Linked DNA regions of Mus musculus: region 2 is linked to region 1. Evidence: chromatin loops called from intact Hi-C (ENCODE). Cell type or tissue: heart. All regions are shown on one strand. Each heading gives the region's core, and the rest is flanking DNA. Links, peaks and the distances in the headings are about the cores only.

Evidence for each region. A loop is a pair of places that touch in the nucleus more often than their neighbours do. Peaks named below come from ENCODE experiments on the same cell type or tissue, not always from the same donor. Only the 100,000 strongest peaks of a DNase experiment are listed, where the experiment ranks them.
Region 2: it touches region 1 in a loop (7-fold over the local background); 5 of 42 quality-filtered maps call a loop at or near these places.

What each region holds. Positions count from the first base shown.
Region 1 is chr2:68,374,170-68,382,816 of GRCm38, reverse strand. All of the region lies in intron 5 of Stk39 (serine/threonine kinase 39), which reads left to right. Among named protein-coding and RNA genes, the nearest start is that of Stk39, 93 kb to the left of the region's middle. In heart, for the core only: CTCF peaks have their summits at 4,374 and 5,978; DNase peaks (open chromatin) are centred at 1,446, 4,286 and 5,936; H3K4me3 peaks cover 938 bases; H3K27ac peaks cover 5,572 bases.
Region 2 is chr2:68,425,806-68,434,452 of GRCm38, reverse strand. All of the region lies in intron 1 of Stk39 (serine/threonine kinase 39), which reads left to right. Among named protein-coding and RNA genes, the nearest start is that of Stk39, 42 kb to the left of the region's middle. In heart, for the core only: a CTCF peak has its summit at 3,770 (motif pointing left); DNase peaks (open chromatin) are centred at 1,412, 2,672, 3,242 and 3,752; H3K27ac peaks cover 3,925 bases.

The DNA of each region.
Region 1 (8,647 bases), core at 334-8,333:
AAGATGTGGTTGCTCGTTCTGGGCCTGTAACCATGTAGTCTGTACGTATCTGTGATAATGAAACACCAGAGCACGGTTAAACATCCCATTTTGCAGTCAGCTAACTGTTGCCAGCTTGCAGGAGGGGGCGGGGCTTTACCTTTTTGCAGTGTTGCAAGATGACAAGGAAGTGGTTAAAGGGCAGGGCTCCGTGCTCTGCCCGACCTCCTACCCCCATTCCTTTGCTGTTCCCCTTTGTTTGCCCCTATCATTTCCCATTCTGAAAGAGGGAAGAGTCCACTGTGTACTGCCCCGGTCACTTCCTGGCCTGCAATTTAAAACAGATTGCTACAGCAAATAAAGACACCCCCCCACACACACACACACCCATGACTGTGCAGAGGAGCGGGGACCTACCTGTGGCTGTGTCTCCTCTACACATGCTCCTGGTCTTCAGGACCCTCTCTGCTTTGCTAACACCATCTACCCTACACCTCTAGTTCTGGCAGCCACTCCTTGAGAAACCCTTTTCACCTTCTCCTTCACTTACCCTGCCTCACTTGGCTGAGCCCCTAAGAACTTTGAACATGGTCTCTGCACACCCTCACTTGATCTAGCCTGTGGTACCCTGTGGAGACTGGGTTCCTCCTTTTCTTTCTTCCTTCCAAACCAGGTAGCTCCCACAGGTAGAAACTCTGTTGTTTACGGCTACTTTACCAGAGAGTGCCTGACAGGAGGCAGGGGTTTAGGAAGGTTTGGTGACTGTGATCTGACAGGGACACATGATGGAGGCCCCGCCTCCTTGCAAGTCAAGGAGCCTGTGGGTGGTATAAGGCACAGTTGATATATTAACTGAATAAGCTTGTATAGCAACGGGCCAGAGATAGGCTTGCTCATTTGTTGCCCACCTGTTCTTGGACCCAGAATCTCGTTTCCACCTCCTAAATGCAGGGATTGTAGCAGGTAGGCCAGTGCACCTCACCAAAGATAGTTTCTTAATGAAAAAAACAAAAAATCTTTTGCTGTTGCTTTGCCCTGGGTAACTATGGGTTAAATAGTGAATGAAATCAGAGGGCGTGAAGCAGAGAAAACATGGACATTGGGTGTGCCTAGAAAATAGAGTCCACAGATGGGTTAGAAGCTGTGGTGGCTATGAGTGGCTTTGTAGTCAACCCAAATACTTGCTTTGAGATTCAGGGATAGTTCATTATCATGTAAATTATGGTATGAATAATTATAAGAAAAATCTCAGAGACTAGTTTTTTTAAAATTACTTTTATTAGTAAGGAGGGTAAGTTGATGTGACTTCTTGGCTTGGGGGATTTTGATAGATGATGATATTTGGTGAAACCTCTCGCCTGAGCCCAGGGTGCGATCAGCTCTGGAAATGTGGTTTTTCTTCCGTTCTAGCTGTACGCCATCAGCAAGAGGCACCTGGGACAGACCGTGAGCTGCTTCCCCCCTTGGCAGCTGCTAGGATTAGCTTGGGCAATAACTCAAGAAAGCTTACAGGGTGAATCCAGCAAGGAAGAAGCACTCTGCCCTGCTTCCTGCTGGAGTCCTTCCTCAGCTGTGCGCACTCAACTGCATGGGGTGGGGGTGGAGTGGGATGGGAGTGGGGTGGGGTGGGGGTGGGGCCAAACATCAGGGAAGTAGATGGGATGCAGTCTCTTCCCCTCTCTCCCTTTCTGCCTTCCTTCTTTTCTCTGTTCTTTCCTTCCTTCTTTTCAGGGCTTTAATTATCACCAGTAACTTTCATATATTATAAAAACCGTAGAGATCTGAGCAAAACTAGAGTCTTAGACCAAAAGAATAAGTTTGAGTCTATCAGTACATGATTTTTTTCATTTATCTTCCTCATTTTTTTATTTGTTAAGGTCTGTTCTGCCCTTGGCAGAAGGTGAACGTTAGATGCTCAGGGCTCAGTGTATCTTAAAGGACTAGTTGACATATATCAATCAAACGTTTGCACACGGTCCTCTAAGTTGACAGAGTCACAAACAGTGGGAATATTCTTGCCATCAAGGACAGAGTGAAAGTGAAACAGGCACTACATGTTTAACTGTAAGATAGTACATGTACCTATGTTTACACGTGTGGGGTGTGCATTTGTTCTTGTTACCGGCAGGAGGGTATTCATGGATGTGCACGTGAGTGGGGGGTCATAGCTCAGCTTCCAGTGTCTTCCCCATACGTCCTCTTCCTTATTAGTCTTCTCAGTGTGGTGTGTGCATGTGTGTGCACATGGGCTTGTATGGTTGTGCTTGCCCTCACCTGCCCCTTTGGAGGCAAACGAGGTTAGTGTTTGGTGTCTCCATCCATCCCTTCCCACCTTACCTTTTTGAGACATGGTCTGCACTGAATCTCGACTTTGGCTAGGCTAGCTGCCTCGGGGTGCCAAGTGAGAACCTGATAAATTGCAAGGAGAGCTTAAAAATACTGAGTAACCAAGTCTCATGAATACTATTAATAATTAGTTGTTTTACGTGTGCGAGTTTTCCTTATTGCAGATTTGAAATCCTGCAGATTCTTTGAATATTTTGTTATCCTCCATTAATCCTTCTTAGAACTTTGCAAAAAAAAAAAAATGATGTCAGTTGTTTCCTTGAGTGCTTGTGGCAACTGGGGCTATTCTCACCACCTCGCAGAGGGTCTGACTCTTTCAAGTGTACAGATGGGTGGTTGTGGTTTCATAGAAGCTTCTGGTAATGGAGCCGGTTCAGCAGAGATTCCCCTGAAAAAGGCCACCTGCGGGTGTGTAAATGTTGCATTGGAAACTTATAAGCATTAATATTTGATCTAAAATGCATGTGCCTGTCTTTTTGGATATGGCCGGCTGCAGACCCCCGTGACTTCAGAAGGGTGACTCTGGCTTTGGAAATGATCCCTGTGTAGTGTGTTTCTCTCAGAGCAGTGCTGGCCGCTCCACAGAGCAGGCCTCAGTGCTGAGGGATCCCAGCACTGCCGAGCCGAGCCGTTACAGACTTGTGTGTGGAAGTTCAGTCCGTCAGAAGGTCATGCAAGCAGATCGCTCTCACGTCTGTCTCCTCACACTGCTTTTGTAGTGCCTGTGGTGGAGCCCCCACCACCTCAACCTCCCATAGGAATTTTAACTCTATACTTTCTGACAGTTCAGCTGCTCCGGGGATCAGTTCCTTCAGCTGGAAAATGAGGAGAGTTGACAACACGCTCTCCAAGGGCCTATCTCGTATCAAAACGTTTGCGGGATCCTCATTAACTGTAAGCACTAAAGACCTTTCCAGTCCTGTTTTAAATCGTACAAACCAGCAGATCATTTTGGGCGTGGAGGAGGATGTGATTAATCCTGGTTTTGTGTCTGTGGCTACCACTGTCAGAATGTCTTTAAATTAGCCTTTCTGTGCACTGGGAAACGTGGTTTTCCTCTATTCACAGTAAGAGTCATATTCAACAGGAACTTGACCGTTGATTGGTCTATCATTGTACGGGAGAAAAACTGGCTTTTGCCTGAACCTTCAACATTGCTGGACTAAGACTCCAGTTTCCTAGCCACATTGGAAGGAAACTGGTTGGTGGAGAATCTGCCTAGATGATACCCCGAGTCTGGGTATGCTTGCCTTCTGTTTACTTTATTTTTACATTTAAAAGTCTTCCTTTCCAGATTGTAAAAGCATGGCATCTAGTTTCTCTCTTATTTTGCTGTCAGAAAAAGTGAAATGGTCATTGTCTGCTGTTTCCAAGACCACCAGGAGTGCCCTTCTCTCTCACTCATTGATGGGGAACGTGCATTTGTCCAGAACAGCTGACAAGTGACCCTCCAGGGCCCAGACTCAGGAAATTCCACAGGATCATGGTTTTGGACTGTGAATACCTCAGCCACTATCCTATGGATGGCGGCCTCAGCGAGTAATGTCAGACCAGATCAGTGAGCGCCATTTGCTTGTAAGAGGGAGAAATGCAAAATGAAAGGCAGGGGCCTGGTGGCAGGCAAATGGTGGGGGCAGCAGTGATGTGTTTAGATGATTCCGCTATTCCTCCACACTCCCCAGACTATGATTCTCTATGGAGCAGGGCAGGTGGCAAGCAAGCAATTGATAACTAATTGTAGCTCAGTTGCCAACACGATTATCAGGTCCCTTAAAAGACGAGTGGGTTCATGGTTATTGGTGTGATGAGATGACATTTTACCCTTAGTTCGGCAGTGTCCTCACGAGTGGGAGAGATCGGGGCTGTAACGGTTTGCGTGGAAAACAGTGGCCACAGCTCCTCTCCCTGTACTGAGCCTCTCCGCTGAGCAGCTGTTAGTGATGGGCAGTTGACAGGAATGTGGTTAGACATGATTTCCAAGCTTCTGAATCCCTGTAGAGATGAGAGGCTGTGCTTGGCTACTTGGCCTGCTGGACGCAATGGGCATAGTTGACAGTCACTGGATTAGGCAGTTGACTGTCACATGTCACTTACACTTGTGTTGCCCTTGGATATACTTCATCACAAACTATGTGACCTTATGGGCACATATACTTTTCCCTACATTCTCTTTTCACGGCTAATAGTTCTAGTCTTCTAAGAGGTGAATGGGGGAAGCTGGAGAGTTGCGGTGCACTGCGGTCTTCCAGGTACAGTGATTGGCTAGGAAACCTCAACTTTGGTGCCCAATGAGTCATCTGAGCATCTTGCCCTCATGCAGATTCTGATCCAGTGACTCCGGATTGGGACCTGAGACCCTGCATTTCTGAAATGCTCCCAGGTGACGCTGTTCATTCCAGTCTCTGGACTACATATACTCTGAGAGTCTAGTCTGTAGAGTTTTAGAGATAGCTCTCTTTTCTATTTCCTAGAAGTGTGCTGTTCCGGTCAAGGTTGTAGAATTATTGCTACAAATAGCAAGCAAAAGTTAGACTTCGCTTTCAGTGTGTGCTTCATCCCCTTGAGACAATTCTGCAATTATTCATCTTGAGTTATGCCCCTGGCATTAAGAGCTGTGCTAATGCTGGAGCTGTTTTATAATAAAAAATTGCAATGCGTAGTCAACTGTTTTCTTGCTGATTTTTTTTTTTTTTCTTAAAACCAAATCCTTTTGGGGATTGCAGCAACTCTGGTCTTTGGTGTATTTGTTAACTCTTGGCGGCAAGGCAGTGTGGCAGTTCACTCGGTTGGGTTGGAGGGAGACAGGGGACTGTAAGTGTTAAGCCTTTGGGTACAAGTCCTAGAGTTGTTGTCTAACAGGAGATTAAGCATCAAGGACATTGGAATAGCTCCCGTATCCAGGAATCTTGGCCACATGGTTTCGCAGTTGCTGCAGGGCATCTTGAAGGTCACGGTCTCTTTCCTGTTTCCTTGCTAGGTCTGCTGTGTCTGGGTGAGCACTATACCTCTGTGTTTCTGACCCTGCTCTGCAGAACCCAGGCACTGCTCTCCGGGCCAGGAGCACCTGCCTTCTTTGGTTGCTGTTGCATCTGACACAGGAAGAAGAGTTTGGGAGGCAAAGGAGCCCATTCAGGCGCAGACCTTCCCACAAGAGCTCTCAGTCTGCTCCCCTTGCAGTCTGCTCCCCTCGGATCTCACTTGGTATCTTCTTACCTCCCCAGTCACTGTGCATGTGGCCCTGTGGCAGGCAGTTAGGCTCATTTTAGTGACGCTGCTGAAAAGCCACTGTCAGGATAGAGGGAAAAGTTTTCTAGAAGGAAAGGAGCCCTGTTAAGTGCAGGTGGCTGCTGTCCCAGGACTTGACTGCATCTGGGCTCTATCCCCTTTGCTATGAATTCCGAGAGTGGTGTTTGAGTTCTTCTGAGCAGGGTTCTGAAACCCAGAGATTTGGTGCTCCCGTGGACACTTAAAGTGTCCCCTCCGCCTCCTTCGAGGAAGTACTGCCCCAAACGCTCCTCTGTTCTTCAGCTGCAGCTTTCCCAGCCGATAGGAAGGAGGTTGTGGCCTCCGGGCTTTCCACTTAGACTTGGCTCTCAGTGCCCGGAGGCCCGAAGACATTTTGAGGATGGCACGGCTCCAAGGAAGCTAGAGGTCGCTGTGATCTAATTCATAAGCACAGATAAACCGGTGGACAGAGACCAGATTTAATCACTCATCAGCAAAGCGAAACAGCTGGCTGGTTACTTGGTCAGTTCTAGAAGCTGATGGCACCTGGCTGGCTCTTGTGACAGTTGGGGAACCTTACCTTGGGAAGAGGCAGTGCAGGAAGCTGGGTGGCTCCTCAGGCTGACTTCTGGCCTTGGAGGAGTTTCCTCATTCCCCAGTGCCAACCTTGAGGGGATTGGAGAGTTGATCGGAGTTCCAAGGTCAAAACTCTACTTTAGGAAGAATGACTTTAGGAAGAATTTGTTCAGTGGACCACACTTGAAAGAGGCACACCTGACTCTGTAGTTGTGGAAACCACGCCTCTTCCTGGTCCTGCTTTTCTTCTGTCTCTAAGAAATGGGGGCAAAGGGGCAGCTGAGTGTGTTCTGTTGTTGTTATTATTATTATTCATGCCTATTGCCCCATGCAAAGGTCACTCATGCATTTCCTCACATCTGGTCGCCCTGGAAAAGCAGTTGTGTCTGAAGCACAACTTTGTAAGCTCATGGTGTCTATCTAGGTCCAGGCCTTGCACCCTACTGAGGACTGAACAAGATCCACCAATGCTGGCAAATATCTCAGTACACATTGACACTGCCCCTCACCCCAGTATACACAGCACAAGAAACATGCGATACATTGTTTAAAACCACATGCTGTAGTTGGTTGAGATGAGTTCGAATCTGTTTTTTTATATCTGTTTCTATATAGGTTGCACAGTAGTGATTCAAGCCACAATGTCCTTTCTGTGCTTGTTGGGGGTCTTTCAGTTTAAGGAACCTGTGGGGCTCAGAGAAGCCAAGACTCTGGCGGGACTGAGGATGTTAACACGGTATTCAGAAGTGCATTTCAGTCGACAGCCACTCATATAGGGGTTGGAGAAATTAGAAAACAAAGCAAAATAAAAGCAACCAACCAAACAAAAAACCCCATCACTAAAAACTAACAACCAAAAAAACCCGTCTTCAGGTTCACTTACTAAGAGATTGTTTTTGATGACATGAAGAGAACATTTGACTGGAGAACCTGGAACTCCTCTTTCTGAGATGTGTAATCACAATTTGGCCTTTACGCTGGGCAAGCTTGGACATTAACATTAATCCCCCTATGCTTAATTTTGATCTTCGCTTTCTTTTAGGACTGTGATTTTATTTTCTGCCCTCTGTCACTGTGTTCTTTGGCAAGTCTTGAGTCTTCTTGTTCCTTCCTCCTTTCGGATTCCAGTATCCACTAAGTCACGGGTCCTACTCTGTTAAGTGCACCGTGAGTTACAGCTGCGGGTGTCCGATAGTGTCGTCCCCCCCCCCCGCCCCCCCGCCGGCTCCTTTCCTTTCCTAAGCAATTTTGCATTGGGCTTTTCCAATATTTCTTCTCTGGAGACAGCCACTTTGGTCCCTGTTGCTGGTTGGACCAGGTGCAAGTTGCCTTCTTCGTGAGCAGACCCTGAGCTTGGGCCACTCAAGCTTCGCACTCAGCTGCTTGACTTTATAAAACTTTGGCCTCTGGTAACAGGGACGGCTGGTAGCTAAACCTCTCCAGGACTCCTGCCTGCAAGGATGTGAGGGCACCTTCTCTCTTCAGCTAGCCACTGCGGAGTACCGAAAGCTTGCTATTTGTCCTATACGTTGTAAATTACCTTTAGAAAGTTCTGAACTATCAAACATAATTCTGTTTTTCTCTACCAGATGTTGAACTGACCCAGTGTCCATGTGTTCCCTACAAAGGTTCATACACATACACACACACACACACACACACACACACACACACACACACGTGTGTGTGTGTGTGTATGAAAATCTTTATAATTTATAATATATTTATATTATATACCAATGTAATATATTAATAATATATAGATTAAAATACTACATTTTATTGGCTGATGATAGCGAGTACTGCTGCCTAGTGGTAGGCAAGGGCTGGTGACTTCACAGGTCCCCCCTTCCTAACTCGTAATGATGTTGATTTTTAGACTAATTTTGCCATTCATTAGCAAATGAGCCCCTAGAAGACTCTCCAAGTTTGTCCTATAAGCTCAGGGCAGTCATTGTCTCCTTCCCTGTAGGTGAATAAGAAGTGCCCTCGTGGCAGGCACACCAAGAATTCGCATGCAGGTCTCTTTTGTCCTTGTGTTTGGCATCAGTAAACCAAATCTACACAGGAACACCAGGGAGTGACTCTATATTTGGGTCCGACTGGTATTTTTTTTTTATTATTTTCATGTAAGGTGAAGAAAAAGCTCTCAAATGCTTTACAACTTTTCTGTGCTGAGAGTCTCCATTGTCAAAAGTAAAGGCTGTTTCCCAGCATCCATTAGGCTCCGGAGAGGTCACTGTTTTCCGCTGTCATACATCCCTGGTATTTGACCTTGCTCTTACTTGTCTATAGTTAGATACCAAGAATAAGAATGTCCTTAGCGGTTTCTGGTAACCAGGGGTTTCCAGGACCCCTCCAAGGCCAGCTGAGCCTCTCGGTTATATGTGGTATTACAAGTAGAATATCACACTGTATGCGCTGATTTTAGACATTTTAACAACATAACCGGCAGACTAATTTTGTAGACTAAATCAGGCAGGAGGAATTGCCTTTTCCCATTGTTTTTGCTTTCTTTTTT
Region 2 (8,647 bases), core at 413-8,412, 52 kb before region 1:
GGCCTGGAGATGCAAAAGGGGGTGGGCCGAACCCTAGATACAGGGTGGTTAATGAAAACAGCATGTAGGTAGGCTAAATCTTTGGATTTAGGTGGAAGAAGGTGGAGGTGACATCAGATGTAGCTGTGATATGCCTGGGATGGCCACCAAGCCTGTTGTGTTGGCCAGGATAGCTTGCTTGCAGCATGCAGCAAATAGCCCTTCAGTCCCAGGAATTAAAGCCACACAGTTCTGTGGACCTGGGAGATGTCCTTCCCGCAGCAGTTCAGGTGGCCTCCCTCTGGTCTGTTCTGGCCCTCAGCACAAGCTCTGTGCAGAGGAGTGCCCATATTGCTCACGGGTCATTAGCCAGAACCAGTCATGTGCCCTTGCCTGTCACTGGATAGGGTAGAGCTTCTCTGCACAGGAAGAAGTGTGCACTGGGGAGGTTTAGGGATGTCTTTTCCATGTATCCAAATGGGAACTGGGGTCTCAGCCCTCGGACTGGAGCTGGAGATGAGGATTTGAGAGACATCAGAGATGGGGAAGAGAATGGTTGAGTGGACTATAAGTGAAGGCGTCAGCTTTGAACAGTCAGTTTCCATGACAGTGTCTTCTCTGTGTAGCTTTCTTCACGGCCTTGACTGTGGAGCCCCCTAGACAGTCGTGAAGGCTGCAGTGCTGATGCTCGAGCCAAAGAGCTGTGTTTGCTCTGCTGGCGGTGATTGGCGCAGAGTGTTAACATCGCTGGTCTCCAGAGTACATTTCTATTTGATCACTTGAGAGGGATGCCGTCCTCTAGGTTAGCTGTGTATAAGTCTTAATGATGACGGGTAGGGTTGGCCAGAGTTCAGGTGGTGAGTGAGCAGGTCAAATGCGAATTCTTTATGTCAAGGGGTTGGGTAGAGTTTGCCTATATGTTTCTCCATATAAAACATCAAGATCTCTAGTCTCTTTTTAAAAATATTTGTGTGTATGTTTATATGTGTATATGTATAAATGTATATGAACACACATACATCATGCATATATATTTATATATGCATGTACACATGTTTGTGATACAGCACATGTGTGGAAGTCAGAGAGCAACTTTGTGAAACCCATTTCTTCCTGCTGCCATCTTGTGGGTTCTGGGGTTCAAACTCAAGTCACCAGTCCTGCATGACCAGCACTTTTCCTTACGGAACCACATCCCTGGCCGGCATTGTCTCTTCCTTCAGAATACACATTGCTTGTCCTTGAGGCCAGAATACATGTATAGCTCCACTATGATCTGTAATTCATCTAAGGAGAGAGCCCTGCAGGGTCAGATGCTGAGCCGTGGTCTGTAGTCTTCGCTGCCCCAGTTCTCCTGCTGCCTTTCTCTCCACTCTCCTTCCTGTGTCCTCTTCCTCACACTCCACTTGTTAAGGCACGGCCTTTGGGAACAGACCCAGCTTGGAAACATTCCTGGGGCAGCTGTTGGAGACACTGGGCAGTTCCTTCTTCAAGCCTTTGTTCTTATCTGTGACGTGGGGCTGAGTAGTTATCTCAGAATTGTTAGTACTGGTTGTATATTCCTTATCCAGAATGTGTGGGAACAGAAGAGATCAGATTTTGAAATATTTGCATAGAGTTTACCATTGAGTCAAGCTAATCTTGCCAATTAGCCAATTAATCCTGTTTCGATTAAGTAATGTATTAGTGTCTTTTGCCAAATTTAGTAATTTATGCTAATTACAATAGATGTCATTGTTTTGACTATTTTTTCCACTAATTATTTTATGTAAGTTTTGTTGTTGATGATGTTTCTTTTTTATGGAACTAGGAACCAAATCCAGGCTTTGTGCATACAAGGCAAATGTCTTATGGCTTAAATTTCTTCCTCTGGAGGTGAGAACCAGCGGTAGGGTGCCCTGGATTTGATTGCAGCACTGCAGATTTTTTTTTTCTTTTTTAAGCATACATTTTGTTTAGATAGCAAAGCAATAATCGCTGATTTAAAAAAAAAAGGTAAAAAGTTACAAATGCATGAAAAGTAAAACTCACCCATTAGCCTACTCTCAAACTTTCAGAAGAGGACAACCATTAATACTTCGGTATTTAGTCTCACAAACTTTGCGTTGTGTTCATAGTCTTTTATAGCCTATAATTTTTATTTAACATATACTTATTTTGCTCTTGTCACACTCTAGGATGAGCAATGCTGCTTGCTTTCAGAGCTGGTGTGTGGCGGTGTATACCTTTCATCCCAGCACTTGGGGAGCTAAGGCAGGTAGATCTCTGTTTTTGAGCCCAGAGAAACCTTGTCTCAAAAAAAAAAAACCCACAATTTTTTAAAAAAGTGCTTTTAGTATTTTTCATGAAAATTTCAAGTATATGGCAAAGTTAAAATAATGTAGAGAAATCCAAGTCTGTCATTCATATATATATATATATATATATATATATGTATATATATATATATATATACACACACACACACACACACACACACACATACATATACACTTTTTTTTCCATTTTGTGATGCCAGGGAATAAAAACTGACCTCTTAGACCCAAACAATCCTCCTGCCTCAGCTCCCTGAGTAGCTGGGACTGTAAGCACAGACTGCTTATCCAGCTGCTTTGGACATCTTGCTCCTTGCTGGGCAGGGAGCCTGGCCTGACTGGTAAGAAAGGCGCCGCTGTGTTTCAGTCAGCACTGAGCTGATTCCTGTCAGCCCTCTCGACTCAGGCTGTGCATTCCTCTCTCGCTCTGGCCTCTGGTTCCCTGGACAAGGACATGGGGAACTGTTTCTCACTTCTGTAACTCCCAACTTGTTTCTGGTGTGAAGAAATTTCCCAGTTCACCTGGTCCTTTTGTTTGAATGACAGGTTCATTCTTTGCCTTAGTTTGGTCACAGTTGATGGAGGGCAGGAACCTTGGCGGACCCAAAACTACCTGTGGCTTATGTCACTCCAGTGACTCTTTCTAAAGTTGCCCCAAGGTGCCTACCAGAAGGGCGAGACCAGGTGTGGCAGCCTTACTTTGTGTACAGTTCTCAGCAGGGCACCTGTGCTGTACCCAAGGACAAGTGGACGGTGCTTGTTAAGCCCTCGGAATCCCCGGGCTGCTGCCGCTCCAGGTGCACCTGGCGCCTTTCACAAGCTTTTTAAGAACACACATCTGGCCTGCAGGCTTTATGGCTGGCCTTTTGCTATGTTCCAAGTGGCAGGAGGTCCTGGGTGTAGAACAGGTCCTGTGTTTCCACTCCTCGTTCCACATTCCACGGTGTTTAATCTCAGTATCACGTCAGCACCATGATAGGGGCTTGTGTTTGACACTGCCAACACCCCTGGCATGATCTTTCTCTTGGACACAGCTTAGGACAAAGTGCTTCCTAGGAGATGAGGCCCTGACTTTATATATAGCTGAGCTTCACAGGGCTAAACACCATTCTTAAAAATTATTATTATTGGCTTCATCTTTTTTGTTCTGTTTCCAAGTGTGTTTGATTTTTGGCCACCTAAAGCAGATTGTCTAAGATCTGAATCACCCACATTTCTGGATTTTCCCCTCAGATAATTTCCGTTCTCAGTGAATGTCTGTACAGGGAACCAGTGTCTGACTTAGTTCCTTATCCCAATTCACTTTCTCTTCCCTCTTGCAGGGAGAGCCCCTCTAACTCTGAGATCTCAGGCTCTTGGTGCATGGGAGATTGGTCCTGACTCTTCCGCTCTACATTCTAGGTACATCTGTCACTTCAGTAGACACTTTCACTTGTCACAGGTTCAGAGCAGGGGACCTGCTGCTGGCCTCTAGTGGTTGAAGCGAGATGCCATCACACATCCTGTAACACGCAGTGCAGTACGCTACCATAAAGAGTTATCAGCTCCGTCTATCAGTAGTGCTGGGTTGATGTTTATAGATAGAGATCCCTTTGTGAAACTGTTCTAGAAGTGGCATCATATGACACATGAAGCAGGGCCACACTGTTCCCTCCCAGGAAGCTCATCACCACAGCCAGCCCGAGGACCACAGCCATGCATTAAGTGGGAAGCAGAGATGAAAATGTGTGCACACCATCTTCTGTGGATGACCATAGCCGTCTAGTTTACTGATTGGATTTGTCTTCCGACCTATTTTTTTCTTTTCTCTTGCTGTGTGCTAGAGTTGTCCATGCCCAGTCTTGAAGCAGTGTCTGTCTAGGCAGTCCTTCTGTCTGTGAAGTAACCCTTCTGCCTGAACTCCTCAAGCACATAGAACGATAAGCCTGCATGATATCTTCAGGGTACTCTTTGTTTCCAAATATCTCAATGTTTGCCCAAACTTTTGTGTATTATGTCCCTTACGATTTTAGTAACTCAGTTCCTATGCGTCATTATTGGGGTCCAGCCACTTGTGCTTAGGACTTGGGTTGGTGAAGGCATCTTTGGGGCAGAACTCAGTGCATCATGACTGACTGTTCGTTGATGACCAAGTAAACAAAGAGGCAATTCCTTCTGCTTTTTAGAGGGATTCACACAGGAGGACTTCCATGTGCCAGAAGGACCTAGATACAACTTTTTATTGGACCACCTTTGAAAAGAAATGTTAACTTGGGCCAAGTTTTGTCAGGCACAAAATGGGGTTAAGGCACTTTTAAGGTGGATGGGTGGGTATGATGTGCGTAGACCATGTCTAGACTTGGTGTTTTACTATGATCTCTGTGGAAGCTAGTCAGAACTTCGAGTAATGGCAGTATATCTACTCCTGTCTCCAGGGGCTTGTTCAAAAGGTACGTTGCTCTGACTCTTGTAAGTCAGGAGTGAGAACAGAGAACAGTTTGTTCTCATAACACATATGCCTTCCTCATTCCACATCATAAAGCCATCAGCCAGTGAACAAGGGCAGATTTCCCCCTGTAGGCTGTATCCTGGAGTCTGTGTTTGGGAAGTTTCGCTGATCATGAACATGGGTCTCTCTCAGGAAGCACTGTGGTCCTGGAGCAGGAGGCCCACCGCTAAGGAAGATGGACCAGGACTCCTAGCTCTCTGGTTCTCCAGTGAAGTTGGGGGGGGGGGGTTCTCCACCTGTCCAGAAGGCCTTGCCTCTTCCTAGTTGTTTCCTGTTTCTCTGAAGCCATTGACAGAGTCATTTTTCAAAGCTGCTACAGCAAGTGTGACAACCCCTGTTGTCTGTTCTTTACTTTTCATGATAACTAGAGATTTCTTATGATTGAGTGGTCTCCCTGGAACATGATTTTGACTCTGTATTCTAAGAAATCTTTTTGGAATCAGAGCAGGAAGCCCAGCTAGACAAAGGTCCTTGTGATTTGGGGCGAGGAAGGGGCAGGGGGCAGGGAAGGTGGCCTTTGCCTTCAGAGGTCTGGAAGGGCTCGGGAATGAGAAGAGAGCTGTGGGCAGCTTCTCTCAGCTCCCAGCTACATTCCTTCAGGACTGCTTATATTCCACACACTTGTAAATGATTTGTGTATAGTTCGTCTCATCCTTCACTGAATTGAGCCTGTGGATCCAAGGATCTAAAGTCATTACAGCCGGAGCATTTTGAGAAGTTTTCTTTTACACTTGTGGCTTAAGGGGCTACAAGGCTGGCTTTCTGAGTGGACCCTTGATGGCCAGAGCCTACTGACTCTGAAATGAATGTTTGTAGTTTCCTGACATAAGGACAAAATAAACAGCCCAGGCTTGCCTATAAATACACACCAGTGCCCCTCTGTGCTAGAACTCTGGGTCTGTGTGGGTTCTCAGAGGCCTCTCTTTTCATGGGACCCGTTCCACCCACATCTTTCTGTGAGACATGGCGTCTCCTTGCCAGATACATCTTGGCCTCTGCAGTGTAGGCTATGAGGCAAACATCTTTAAAGGGAAAATCTGGGATGGAATTTCCAACATTCAGTTAAGAAATTAGAAGTCAGCTGGGGAGTATGACTGGAAAATGGAAACCCTAGAGAGGGGTTTTGGCAGTTCAGCATCTTGATGAAAACGCCCCTTCCCCGCAGACTCACTTTGAAATCCTCATTGGTTGAGTTTAGTAAATGTTAGGCTGTGAATACAAACCTTAGAGATCTTAGCTAAAAACGTGTCAGCTGAACAGTCATAGTATTCCGGGTTGCCACTTTGCAGCCCTCACATAAGATCTCTGTCAAGGAACTCTTAGTGTCTCTGACTTAAAAAGAGATTGTTCTGTCTGGCAATGTTAGGTCCCGGAGCTCTTTGAATTTTATAACAGTAAAGTCAAGTAAAGGTCACGTAGTTCAGTGTAACAGATACAAAAAGAGAAGTGTCTACTTTAAATGGTAGTGAAACAGGATCATCTGTTTAACCAAATAGACTCCTTACTGCCCTTTAAGCTCAGGGTTCCTTCGAGGATGTGAGTTTTAGCACTGAGAGGGAATTGGGAAGGTGGTACAGGATACACATATTTAGTAAATTTCATGTGTGCTCATCGCCAAGGCCAGTGCTTAATACAGTGTAGTCTTCACCATCCTTCTTACTTTTTAGACATTTTGATAATATAGCTTTTGGCTCACAGATTTATATACTTATTTTTTAGGGTTAGGGCCTGATCCCAGGGCCTTCCACTGGTTAGCCAAGATATCTCTCACAGGCTACGACCTCTATACATACACATTTTTACATGATAATCTTATGAAGCAAAAGTGAATGGAAATTATTTTTGGTCACTTTTGGTATGATGGTTCTTGGAGAAGATGGCTGGGGCTATAATTCAGGACATATACTACTATGGAATTTAATAGGACATTCAAATACCCGGTGGCCTAGACATTTGCGAGGCTCTGCTACAGTTTAGTTACTTCTGACATGGTTTGGTATGGCGAGATTTTAGTTGTGTGAAGATTTCGGCTGTCCTTTGAGTTTAGAAGATTCAGAAAATCTGCATCATCTTAAAATGAAAACACAGGCTCCCATTTCCTATTGCACAGGATGTTGTCATAGAGCTCCTTAGCATGGCACTATTCCTCCCAGTGGCTTAGAAATGGGAGAGTGTGCCAAGCAGCAGAACACGGCTCATCTTTCCAGGATGGAGTCCAGGCTCTCCCATGAGAACATCTGATCTGTGGATAACCACCGCTTCCTCCTTCAGATGTTCTCCTGAAACAGCTGGGCTCACAGGTTCAATCAAGTAGGCAGAGAAAAGCAAGGGAGGGAGAACGTGCTGGTAGTCTCTGAGATGTGGGGGAGGGACATGCCAGGCTGCTGATGCTGGTCTCCTCTCAGACACGGGTAAATATTTCACATCCTCTGGAGAGTAGCACTCCTGAAGTTATGAAGGCATCAGGAGCTGCAGCCGGTTCCAGAGCCCCTGCTGTGTTCAGTATTGCCTGGTGTTTACAGGAAGGAATCTGGAGGCTTGCTGGTATAGGGACTAAATGAGCTTGTGGTTTGCATGTGTGCATTGAGCTAGGAGACCCTAAAGGTCACATCCCTACCAGTGATATTTATTTGTGTGTTATATGTATAGTTCTGAGTTTATCAACCACATGTTTGTATATTATGAGCTAATTAAGAACCTTCTGGAAGATATTCAGGGAGACTCTTGCTGACAGTGCTTAGCATTCTAGTGAATACAGGCCATGATGGAGCTACAGTGTTACGAGAGCAAGAGATTTCTTCTCAGTTTCTGTTCTATGCTAACATTAAAAGCAGCAGCAGCAGGAGTAAGAGGAGGAGGAGGAGGAGAAGAAGTAAAAGAAGAAGAAGAAGAAGAAGAAGAAGAAGAAGAAGAAGAAGAAGAAGAAGAAGAAGAAGAAGAAGAAGAATAAAAAGAAGAAGAAGAAGAAGAAGAAGAAGAAGAAAAAAAAGAAGAAGAAGAAGAAGAAGAAGAAGAAGAAGAAGAAGAAGAAGAAGAAGAAGAAGAAGAAGAAGAAGAAGAAGAAGAAGAAGAAGAAGAAGAAGAAGAAGAAGAAGAAGAAGAAGAAGAAGAAGAAGAAGAAGAAGAAGTAGTAGTAGTAGTAGCAGTTGTAGTAGTAGTAGTGGTGGTGGTGAATATTTTCTGGTGTAGGTTCACCTGACTTCCTGGTGTGTGTGGTGAGTTACAGTAGTCTCCCTGGTAAATAATCTCCAAGCGAAATTGACTGACTCTTTATACTCACTTGGCTTGGCAAATCATTGACAAATAAATGATTTTACAAGTGAGTTGGTGAATCACCAAATAAGGTGGCCATGTGAAAGCCTCAAAGCTTCTTCATTTGGCACTGCTGGAGCATTAGTTTGCATCAAGGGTGGGTTATCCCCTCTCCAGCATTGTGTCACAGTGAGATAAAGGAGAAGGCAAGGGCCAACGGCAAGACTTTATGGCTTGATAACACGTTGGGCATGTCGCACCACAGTGTATGTCCTTAGAAACACACAGTACAGATGTGGAAACTATGACCTAACTATTGGCAACAGCAGAATACAAGCTCACAGTTGTGAATATACGTGGGCGTCCAGTCTGTGAGTGTGCGCTCGAGTGTGCGCTTGTGAGTGAGTATAGAGACATAGCATGCCACCATGGTGGGCTTTGGTTAATGGAATTAAAAGAGAGAATGTCATTATTGTTTAATACAGTTTTGTTTTAGTAAAAGAAGGGAAGAAAGAGCTTTCTGTGTATTAGGTATTTCCTTGAAGCCTCGGGAAGCATTCGATGCAAAAACGCCTGTAAATGCGAAACATTGAAATTCTGTCTTGTGGTTTTC